Linked DNA regions of Homo sapiens: region 2 is linked to region 1. A link is an interaction called in ENCODE POLR2A ChIA-PET data of the cell type or tissue named here. Cell type or tissue: IMR-90. All regions are shown on one strand. Links, peaks and the distances in the headings refer to the core of each region. The heading gives the core; the rest is flanking DNA.

Region 1 (5,396 bases), core at 153-5,152:
TGGATAAAGGCCTTTGTTAATTAAGTGAAAATCCATATTATTTCTTTCAATATGCCTTTGATTTAAAGTCACACATAAACTATGTCAACATTACTGGCACTCAATAAACAAACATGAGTTAAAGAAGAATTGTTGAAAGTATGCTTCGAAGGTAACTACAGAAGAAAAGCACTCACCAAGCAGTAGGTCTCCCCAAACAGAATTTTTCAAACCCCACACCTGTCTTTATGGTATCCTATGAAAAGGACCTCATGAGCAAACAGATGTTTGTGTGGGTGGCCTCGTCTTCGCTGTTCATGCCTTTTGATTGAATGCACTTATCCGTTCTGTTTCTGTCACTGCTAGAAGAGTAATGACCATGGGCCCTTGACCTTGGCAGTTTGGGATCTCAAACCTCAACTCTGAATTTTTACCCATTAAGCTTAGATCTTGCTCTCTGATTGAGATCACTTTAACTCTATCAAATGGAAACAGGATAATGTCTCTGTAATACTCAGCTTGGTGAGCAGAGCTCAGGCTATAGTTTTTACTATGTTAAGTCAGTTTTCTCTACCACATTGCCGCTGTGTTTTAAGGGGTGCAGTTGGATCTATTGTATGTCCAGAGCCACATGTTAATGGAAATATGATGGTGCTGCACTGTGAAAGGAGACATGATAGACATGGTAATGTGTCTTGAGGAAGAAATAAAAGTATCATCAAAATATTAAGGCAGAAATTCAAAAATAGTTGGCCATTAGGAGAAGGTTTATAATCTTTTATTAAAAATATTTTTATGATTATAAATTTATACCATTAAACCATGGTCATAGTTTACTTATAGTCATAGGTATAGTTTACTTTAATCATAAAAACTAACCAATAGTTCATTTATTCTTGGAAATAGTATTATTGCTGAATAAGTAGGATAAAAACACTAGTCTATACGTATTTGCTAAGCATACATATTACTAAAAGGATTATTTTAGAAGAACTAAGATATTTGAATAAAAGCTAAGTGGTCGTTCTATAGTCTTTTATATTTTATGCCTATTATTAATTAGAATATTGTTTCCCAAGTTTAAATGAGTTTATAGCACACAGATGAGACATTTTTGAAACCCGATTATTTTAAAAAAAAAAATAGTGTCTAGCAGACTTACAAAGGGACTCCTAAACCAAAACACATGTGAAAGGTGTTAGAGATTGCTAAATTTCAGTTCAGTTCAGAAACATTTTCTGTGCCAGCCAGCCAGCCAGCCACTGAGCTGTCATCACCAAATAAGGCCTCGTGGCTTGCCTCAGAGAGGAGCTTACCATGCAGTGGACTCAAAAGACAGCTAAATGGAGGCTGTCAGCAGACTGTGGCAACAGGAGGGTGCTAAGTTTGAAAATGTGTGCCGCCAAACTATTGTTAATATAGAATACACATACAGAAATCAGCTAAACTTTGCGTTTGACTTAAATCTTTTCTTTTTGTTTTCAACATATGGAATTCAGTTTATGCAGTTGTCTCGAAGTGATTAAGAGAACTAGTTGCTGTCCTGACTTAGAGAGGCTCTTCTGAGCATTTGTGAGCTTACTGGATCACCTGACACTTGGTAGAAATCTTTAGGATGAACTTGAAAATGATAGAGCAGAACAGGTATCCTCTCTAGGGAGCTCATCGGGTACTTTTTCAATACAACCACAAGCTGTAAGACAGGCATAACAAAACTTGATAATATACTTGTTCTAAACAGAAGGAAATGATTTCTACATCTAAAGGCATTAAGGAAAACAAAAAGTTATATAAATATGTATGTATGCATAAACATATAACTAGGATAAACCATTACAGTGGCTCATCTCTATAGGAAAAATAAATATGCTTCTTTGCACCTACACACACACAAACACACATACACACACACACCGTTCTTTTTTTTCTTGAGTTTTCACCACTTTATTTTTTTTTGGATTTATGGTCTAAGAACTAAGGTATGATGAATGCCTGTTTCACGAGGGAGTTTCAAAGGTTTCAAACGATAGGAAAAGATCAAGGAAAGAAAAGAAAAGCCTGAAAAGTTGAAAACTCTTGTAAAGTCTGAGTGTTATAATAAAGAGGACAAATGATGCACCTCTAACCGAGGGGCCCAAACTTTATCCTTTTTAAGATACCATTCTGTTCTACACATCTTGGGTTCAGTTATTCATATGGAGAATTACCTCGAATTCATACTTGCTCTATTTAAAGTGGGAACTAGTCTGGGCCAAAGTACATTTGCTGTAATTAAACACTCCAAGGTCACAAAGGAGGATGTGAAAAGCATGGCCTCTAATATGTATGCATTTTGAATGACTCAACCTGATATAACTCAAGCTTTTTGTTTCTGTTTATCTTAGGTATTTTAAAAATAGCCTTTTCATTTTGTGCACTCTCATTTGAGCATGTGTGATTTGTAAACACACAAAACTAATGCCTATTATTTATTTAATAATTTCCTCATCTTTAAAAATAGGAACTGGAATTCCTCCTCAAAATGTCTGTGGTTTTACAAATTTACAACCTAAAACTCTAATCTCAAACTATCTTAAGAGCAGTACTCTAGCTTATTGTAAATTATTCACAGTTTTTTTCAGTTTGGAATATATCTGGACATCTGTATAACTAAACATTTTCCTCTGGGATCTGGTATCTGGTCATCAGTTAAACCAAATGGAAGCCATACAGGCAAACATATTTGGTCTGTCATGATGTATATCAGTGCTTCTCAAACCTGCTTGAACCTCAGTATCATACGGGAGATTTTTTAAAGTATGCATTTTGAGCCGCACCCAAAGAAACTGTGATCTAGTAGTTTAGAGTACCTGTTTTTGTAAAACTCACCTGAAAGCCTTCCTCCTTATACAAATAACTAGGAGTATAAGCCATCTTGGATAGCAAATACCTAATATTTATTTTCAATATGTCAATGCTAGAAGTGTGATTGAGTCTTTTAGACACATAAAAATATTAAGGTAAATTTTAAGCCATATCATAACATAACAGGATTCCCCATATTATAATCTGATATCTGAATATTATAGAAGTTTTGGTATGGAAAAAAAAGGTCTATTTGAATGAGTTTTCCACTTTATGAACATAGAATATATTTGCCTATATTTAGAAACATCACATACAATAACAAAACATTAATAAGCATGACATGCAACTAAGACACTGTAAGTCTTTTTAGCAAAATTTTGAGCTAGTAAAAATTCTTGGTTTGTTTAGTTAGCAAAGAATATTTAGCTCTTTTACAAATTCTTCATACCAATTCTAACTTGTAACTAATATGATCAAACTATTTTCCCCAATATTACTCTCCTTTTATCAAGGGTCTAGAGAAATGAAATAGCTGACTGTGCTACCTAGAAAATAAGTTTTGATCGATTTAAATGCTTATAAAGATATTCTATTAATTTTTTACAAAGTATTTTTGAATGGGGAGAGACCCCTTTGTAGCACTTTATGGCTACTAATTAAAACAAAATCCTGATAAGCAATTTTCAAAAATTAACATATCTGAAGCAAATATTTTGTCTAATGATAAGCAATTCTGAGATGTCCTGGCTGAATTAGCAGTGAATCATATAATTTATACATTGGATTTTGTTTTTTCTCGTTTTTGTAATTTCTTGCCTTTTTAAAACTTTATTTTAACTGCTAAATTCTTACACAGTATTAATTTGGGGAGGTTTAAGAATATGTGGCATATGAGCACATCCTGAAAATTCAAATTTCCTTCATTAAAGGGCCCGTGTCACTGATGCCAAAACCTGCATGAGAGTGTTTATGTGCTCTTCTTGGGAAAATTGTGCAAATCATGAATTTGACCCTGTTAAGGAACACATATACACATATAACAAGGCAAATAAAACACATTTAATTCGGGAATTAATGAAAGGCAAAGGTGGAGGTCATGAGACACTTTTAAAAAATAGATATTGGTGATGAAATTTGTGAGGTTAGGACCGTAGTGACTGGTCCTCCCATTATGCAGTCGCATGTGGTTGTTAGAATGAAATAAGAGGGAGGAAGAAGGGAGGAAGGGGAGGATGGGGATAATGTTGATTTTCACTTCAAGGTTAATCCTGAGAACTGTAATTTTCATTCCAAATCATGGGGGAGGCAAATGGAATGTCCATTTAGGATGATAGCACCTTGAATTTCAGCCATACTTGGTGGCACAGGGGGCAGAATCTACCCTTGTTCTCCCAAGTCAGGACCTTTAGGCCCAGATTTAAGATTAGGTCCAGTTTCTTTTCAGCCTAGCTCATCAGCAGCAGAGATGTTTGTAGTGGATGAGTTTTATCTAGGAGCAGAAGTGTTGGTAAGATAATGAAATAATGTTTATAACATTTTTTTTCCAGAAAAGAGTTTATATTCGCAAAGCTCATTTGTTTATTAATCCTTTAAACTCCAAGCCTGAGGTGTAAGGATTTTTTTTTTTTTTCAGCATAAATTCCTATTCCAACCTAGTTTTTTTTTTTTTTTTTTTTTCCTTAACCAATGCAGAATTGTGTACACTTTGAAAATCTCTGGCTGGGCTGTCACCATGATGTTGAATGCTGTGCTGCATGGCAGTGCCAGCCTTTCTCTGCTTGTGCTAATCTTCATTCCTACCGGGTTATCATTTCGTTAGTTCACAGTTATTTCATATTCATGTTGCTTTTTTGTTCAGATGTGGATGTATTATTATATATAAGAAGTGGACGTGGTTTGCCTGCCTGCTACATGTAGAAGAGAATGAACAGAAAACATCAAATGTTCTAAAATGTATCCTCAAAGGGGTCATTTAAAAAAATTCAGATAATCTGTCAAATCCATTGTTATCCTGATATCTTTACAGAATTGGAAGAACAGTGAATTTTTACCTGCATATTTATGGTGAGCCCTTCAAAAAAATAATAAAAATTTAAAAATACTCCAAAAAATTTGATAACTATGTTTAATAAAAAATTCCTTTGCTAATGTGTGAAATACTATTAAAAACGATGTTATCTCCTTATATTTAATAGATGTGACCTTTTTTAGGAAGCAAGAAATACATTCACAAAAGCTCATCTTTTTCATGAATTCATGATTCTGAGACTGCTAACTCCTTGCCGAGTCTAGTTAAAACGTAACATGAATGATTGAGGGACGTTATTTTTTTAAAGAGCTGCATGTTGAAGTGAAATCTAAACACAAGCAAAAAAGTTAACTCCCCAGCTCAAACTAGTGTTAGGAGTGAATATTTCAAAGAAGGCAAATTATTAAAATTGTCATCTCCTTTTATTGTCACTACTAGTTGCCTTGTGTTTTGTATCATGTTGACTCCACTAGAGTCATCCAGCCTTGAGATTCAGAAGAGAGATTCTGAACTCAGACTGCCAGGGAGCCAGCCCTGATTC
Region 2 (5,396 bases), core at 78-5,077, 1.1 Mb after region 1:
ACACAAATATGTAAATGTGAAGAAAATAATAAAAAATCTTTTTTTTTACAATATAATTCTCACCTATGAACATAAAAGGGATGATAGGGTAAAAAATTATCATTTTGTACCATTATAGTAAAAATTTTGCAGGCAAGAAACAACAGCTGTTAACTTTAGAGGTAAAAATTTTGATGAGGAAGAGAATAATTACATTGCCTCGAATTATCTCTCTCTAAACTAAATATTTAAAGAAAAATAATAACTATATAGGCAATAAACCAGACAACATCTCAACCAAGTAATCAAAATTGCCATGGTCGCTAACAGGGAACAAACATCCTGTGTGTCTGAATATGACATCCTAAGCAGGACACAGCATTACTTACACAGATTTCCACCCCACAAAAAAAGCCTAACCTGAATCTAAACATAAGAAAACACCATCAAAACCTATTTGAAGGAAATTCAACTAAAATAACAAACCTAAGTTCTTAAAAACTAAAAAAAAGTCAATGTACTGTAAGTTAAAGAAAGGCTTAAAACATGTTCTAGATTTAATCTTTAAAGATTAAAAGACAATTTAAGAGATACGTCAAGTAAATGCATACATAATCCTAGATATGTTCAAGGAATGAGAAAAACGGCTAGAAACGTTATTAGGACAGTTGAAGAAACTGGTATGAGAAACATAAATAAAATATTATACTAATGTTAGATTACATGAATTTGATTATTTTACGATGGTTATATAAGAGCATCTTAGTCTTAGAGAACTAACACTGACTTTCAAGTGGGAAATGGGGCACAATGTATGCAATTTCATTTCAAATTGTTCTCTACATCTGTGAGATGTAGAGAAATAATGACACAAGTAGAACAAAATGTTAAAAATTGATGATTCCAGGTAAAGGATATTTGGGAATTATTTACTTTTTTTCTAGGTTTAATTTTTTGGAGGAATAAAATGTATAAGAAATGACATTTTCCAACATTTGAGGAGTTTTATAATTATCCTTCTGAAACTTATTTATTTTATTTATTGTTTACTTTTGTAGAGACAGGGTCTCACAAAAGAGAGATCAGGCTGATCTCAAACTCCTGGGCTCAAGTGATCCTCCCACCCTGGCCTCTCGAAATCCTGGGATTACAAGTGTGAGCCACCAAGCCCGGCCTGCGAAACCGATTTTTATTTAAATTCCATTGTGTTTAGATAACGTACTTTGACTATTTTTAGTTTTTAAAATTTGTTTAGACTTGCTTCAATGTCAATTACACAGTTTACTTTGGCAAAAGATCCAAGGGTATATGAAAATAATGTGTATTTTGCTACTTAATTCTGAATTGAGTCTCCATCTCTGTGTGTGTGTGTAATTTCATGTGTCTGTTAAAATCCAACATTCTTTTCTTTACTTTCTTGAAAATATTAATCACACAGTTTACTTTGGCAAAAGATCCGAGGGTATATGAAAATAATGTGTATTTTGCTACTTAATTCTGAATTGAGTCTCTATCTCTTTGTGTGTGTGTGTAATTTCATGTTTCTGTTAAAATCCAACATTCTTTTCTTTACTTTCTTGAATATATTAATCACACAGTTATATTTAAGCCCTTGTATGACAATTCTAATACCAACTCTAGGTCTTCTATTACCTGCCTTTTTTTTGTTTGTTTTCATTTTTGGTCATTTTGTCCTATGTTTTGATATATTTGGTAATTTTTGACTGAATTCTCAACACATTGGATGAAAAATTATAATAACTCTGGAACACGTTATTTTTCTCCAGGGAGGGTTAGATTTTCTTTGACAGCAAATACTGTATTAGTACTTCCCTTGAGTTTGTTGTGTGCTGATTTCACACATATAGAACTATTCTATATCACTTTCACTGTTACTTTCAGATGGTAGTCCTTGCTCTTAAGCATGTTCCTTATACCTAGGAGGTGGCCTTAGTCCTAGGTTGTGGTTTTTCTGGGGCCTTAACAAAAGACTTGGAGTATTTGAGAAAATATTTGCATCATTCCAGGGTTTGATCTTCAACATCTGCCTCCCTGGTATTATATAACTGATAAAATTTCTGTTTAGTTGTTTCCTTTCAGCTAATATTCATTTCTAGTCTTTTTCTTTTCTTCCTTCCTTCCTTCCCTGCTTCCTTTTTTCCTTCTTTCCTTTTCTTCCTCCCCTCCTTTCCTTCCTCTCTCCCTCCCTCCTTCCCTCCCTCCTTCCCTCCCTCCTTCCGTCCCTCCCTCCTTCCCTCCCTTCCTTCCTTCCTTCCTTCTTCTTCCTTTGTTCATCATTCTTTTTTCAGTTTCATTTTTCATGTGCAAGGATGGGTAATTAATCAAAAACTAGAAGGGGATTTGCCTGTAGATTTTTTTTACTCATTATAGTAGTTTCCTCATTTCAAAGATTTTTGCTTCTTGAGTCTTATCCAATTTGGCAGCTTTAAATTCCAGTCACTGACTTTCAGCCAAGTGAGACGCTGGGTTCTGCTTGGGCTCTGCTCTATGATGCAGTGAATTGAAAAATGTTTTCAAGGAAAAAGATGGATGAATGTGGAAATCATCTTATGCTCTTCCATTCTCTCAAGGATTACAGATCCTTAAATCCTGCCTCAGTTGGTTTATCTCTAATGCTTTCAAATAGTTGTTTCATAGATTTTGTCGTTCATAATTTTTTTTGTAAGAGGATTTGCTCAAAACAAATTACTTTGTTGTAGTCAGAAAAAAAATTTTGGAAGTTATTATTTGAGCTCACATTTACTATCTCTATTTTAGAGACTCTCCCATAATACAAAGCTAATACTGGAAGAAGTATAAGTTAAATTCAGATCCTTTAATGACAAGTCCATTGATCTTTCAGTAATACATTAAGAAGTATACATATTTATTATAAAAATACTTTCAATATGTAGAATCTTCTGTGTACAATTTGTATTAAAACCTATGTTATTTGTGACAGGCTTCCTAATATTCGTATATGCTACATATATGTATGTCAATATGTGTATATATATATTTTTAATTTAAAGCAAAGTAGATATCAGCATATGTAAAACATATTTCCAAGCCTCTTATCCTAAGGTGCTACTATTTTTGTAGGTATGTGTTTAATAGATGTGACTAATACTCTCACTCAGCAGAAGATCTAGGGCAGAAGAGATCTTAAATAGTTAACTCAATAACAAAATTGCTAAGATGAGTCATTAACTTTAATGAAGATCATTTTTCCTTCCTTTTTATATTTTATCCACTCATGTAATAAATAATAGTCATAATAAAACTATAAAAGTGATAATGATGATTTTGCTGGTTGTATAATTTTATACTTCCAAAAGGGCTAAAGCATATCCCATCCATAATCAGTTGTTTAAATTATATGCCTTGAAATGACACTCAATGTTTTAAAAAAGAAAATGTATTTTGGGAGAATTTCATCCTAAAAATAAATCTGCCTCAATTAGAAAGCTTGAGTCCTCATTCTCCTGCTCATTTAGCTTAATGAATGTCATTAGCATGGGCTGTTAATCATAATGGATAAGATATGAGTTGCTTTCTTTCTCCCTTATATTTTCCACCCTAGGAAAAAAAATTCTCCATGCAGGTGGGGTTTTTACAAGCTTAGTCTTTCTTCATCATAAGATAAGGATGCTGAGACAAAAAATGCATTTTGAGGCAATTTTGATAAAACATGGCTAGACTGATGTTCTTGCTTTTCAATGCAATAGCTGTAGAAATTCACGTATATTGAAGAATGTAATGTTAATGTTTTAGGGAGAAGTTTGAAAGATAAAATGATATTTATATAACATATTAAATAATATTTATAATATATAAAATATATGAATTATTATATACCTGCCAAACATATTTATGCATATATACACATATATATATGTGTGTGTGTGTGAGGGTCAGTGTGTGTTTTTAATGCATTTATATATAGATACGAAGATACTATAAACTCAAAGCTTAATCCTTCTTAATCTTTAGAAGGATAAATTTACTTTCGGGAATAAAATAATTTATTTGTGTGAAAGCCCTCTGATTCATCAATAGGGAATATTAAGGAAAATTCATTAATCCATAGCAGCATGTCAATAGAAAAGGGATGCAGAATACCTTCTGGACAATCAAATTAAAAATATATGCACTTTTAGATGGTTTTCTTGTAATATCAGTCTGCTTTTATCATCTAGACCAGAGGAACTAACTTACTGGCAGAAAATTTCAGTTCTGAAAGTTGGTACTGTAGTAACACAGGAATGGTACGTTTTTGTCTCAGAAAAAGACAATCAAAGCAAAGTGCATGTTTCATGTAAACTGTCGCTCAGCATTTTGATATTCTGTTTTTCTGGTACAGAGAACTACTTTAAAAGATGATTCAGAAACCTCACAGAGAAAGAAATGGGAAAATTGTCAGCCTGTTGGCAATGTTAAGAAACCACAAATGGCTGATAAATAATCGCTGTCTATCATGCAGAGCCAAGAAAAAACAGAAAAACAAATGAAGAAAATCACAAAAACAACTGCAAGAAGCCAAAAAGAATGTGAGTCTTAACAGTAAAGAATGAAGTCTTATTGTGGAAGAAAAAAGTGCATGAACAGAAAGGATAGCGTGTAAGAAGATGAAATAAGAAACATAGCAGAATATAGTACAAAACATAGAGGTTACAAAGATCAGGTGAAATAAGGTGTATGACAGAAAGAAATAAACATGCAAGAGTAAAATGTAGCACAGATGCAAAATAATTAAAACAAGGAATATTATACCAACTTCTACTTAGACCCAAAGCTTTGTGAGACTGGCAATAGCAGGATGCTGAGATATTTGCTATCTTCTGAATCTCAGCTGCAACCAGCACAGCTATTTTTCTCAAGTTATGAAACGAATATTCCAGCTGGAGAGATCATTAAAGGCTTGCTGTCATTTTGAATTTACTTGATCCTTCAGTGAACATATCAATTAAGACACTCTGCCTAAATAAAAAAGAGACCCTTTACTTGGGAACTGTCATTACAGCCATGTCTGTGGACCCTAGAGCCAACTCTGTAGTGTCATCGATAATAGCATGAAACTCTAGAGCCATAGTGTCTGGGTTCATATACTACTTTTGCCATTTATTTCCTATGTGACCTTTGACAAGCAGTGATACCTCTTATCACCTCAGAGTTCTCATTTGTGAAAAGGAAGCAATTAGGCTATCTCATGAAGTTATGACAGGGATTAAATGTATTGAGTTATATAAAGTATTGGAATAATGTATGTCACATACTAAGCACTATCTGCTTATTAAAGGAATAACTACAACTGTATATGCCTATTAGTGGTACTCTCTTATTCATTCAATGAATACTTATTGAGCACCTGCTATTTGCATTATTCCAGGAACTTTGGATTCGGTTGTTAATAAAAT

The links. Peaks named below come from ENCODE experiments on the same cell type or tissue, not always from the same donor. Only the 100,000 strongest peaks of a DNase experiment are listed, where the experiment ranks them.
Region 2: POLR2A ChIA-PET joins it to region 1 with 5 read pairs; 1 of 35 experiments calls an interaction of 5 or more read pairs at or near these places.

Annotation. Positions count from the first base shown.
Region 1 is chr7:80,855,644-80,861,039 of GRCh38, reverse strand. All of the region lies in intron 2 of SEMA3C (semaphorin 3C), which reads left to right. Among named protein-coding and RNA genes, the nearest start is that of SEMA3C, 61 kb to the left of the region's middle. In IMR-90, for the core only: no CTCF peak of the experiment used is centred there; a DNase peak (open chromatin) is centred at 2,319; H3K27ac peaks cover 200 bases.
Region 2 is chr7:79,786,819-79,792,214 of GRCh38, reverse strand. All of the region lies in intron 2 of LOC105375371 (a long non-coding RNA gene), which reads right to left. Among named protein-coding and RNA genes, the nearest start is that of MAGI2, 340 kb to the right of the region's middle. In IMR-90, for the core only: no CTCF peak of the experiment used is centred there; a DNase peak (open chromatin) is centred at 2,444; H3K27ac peaks cover 163 bases.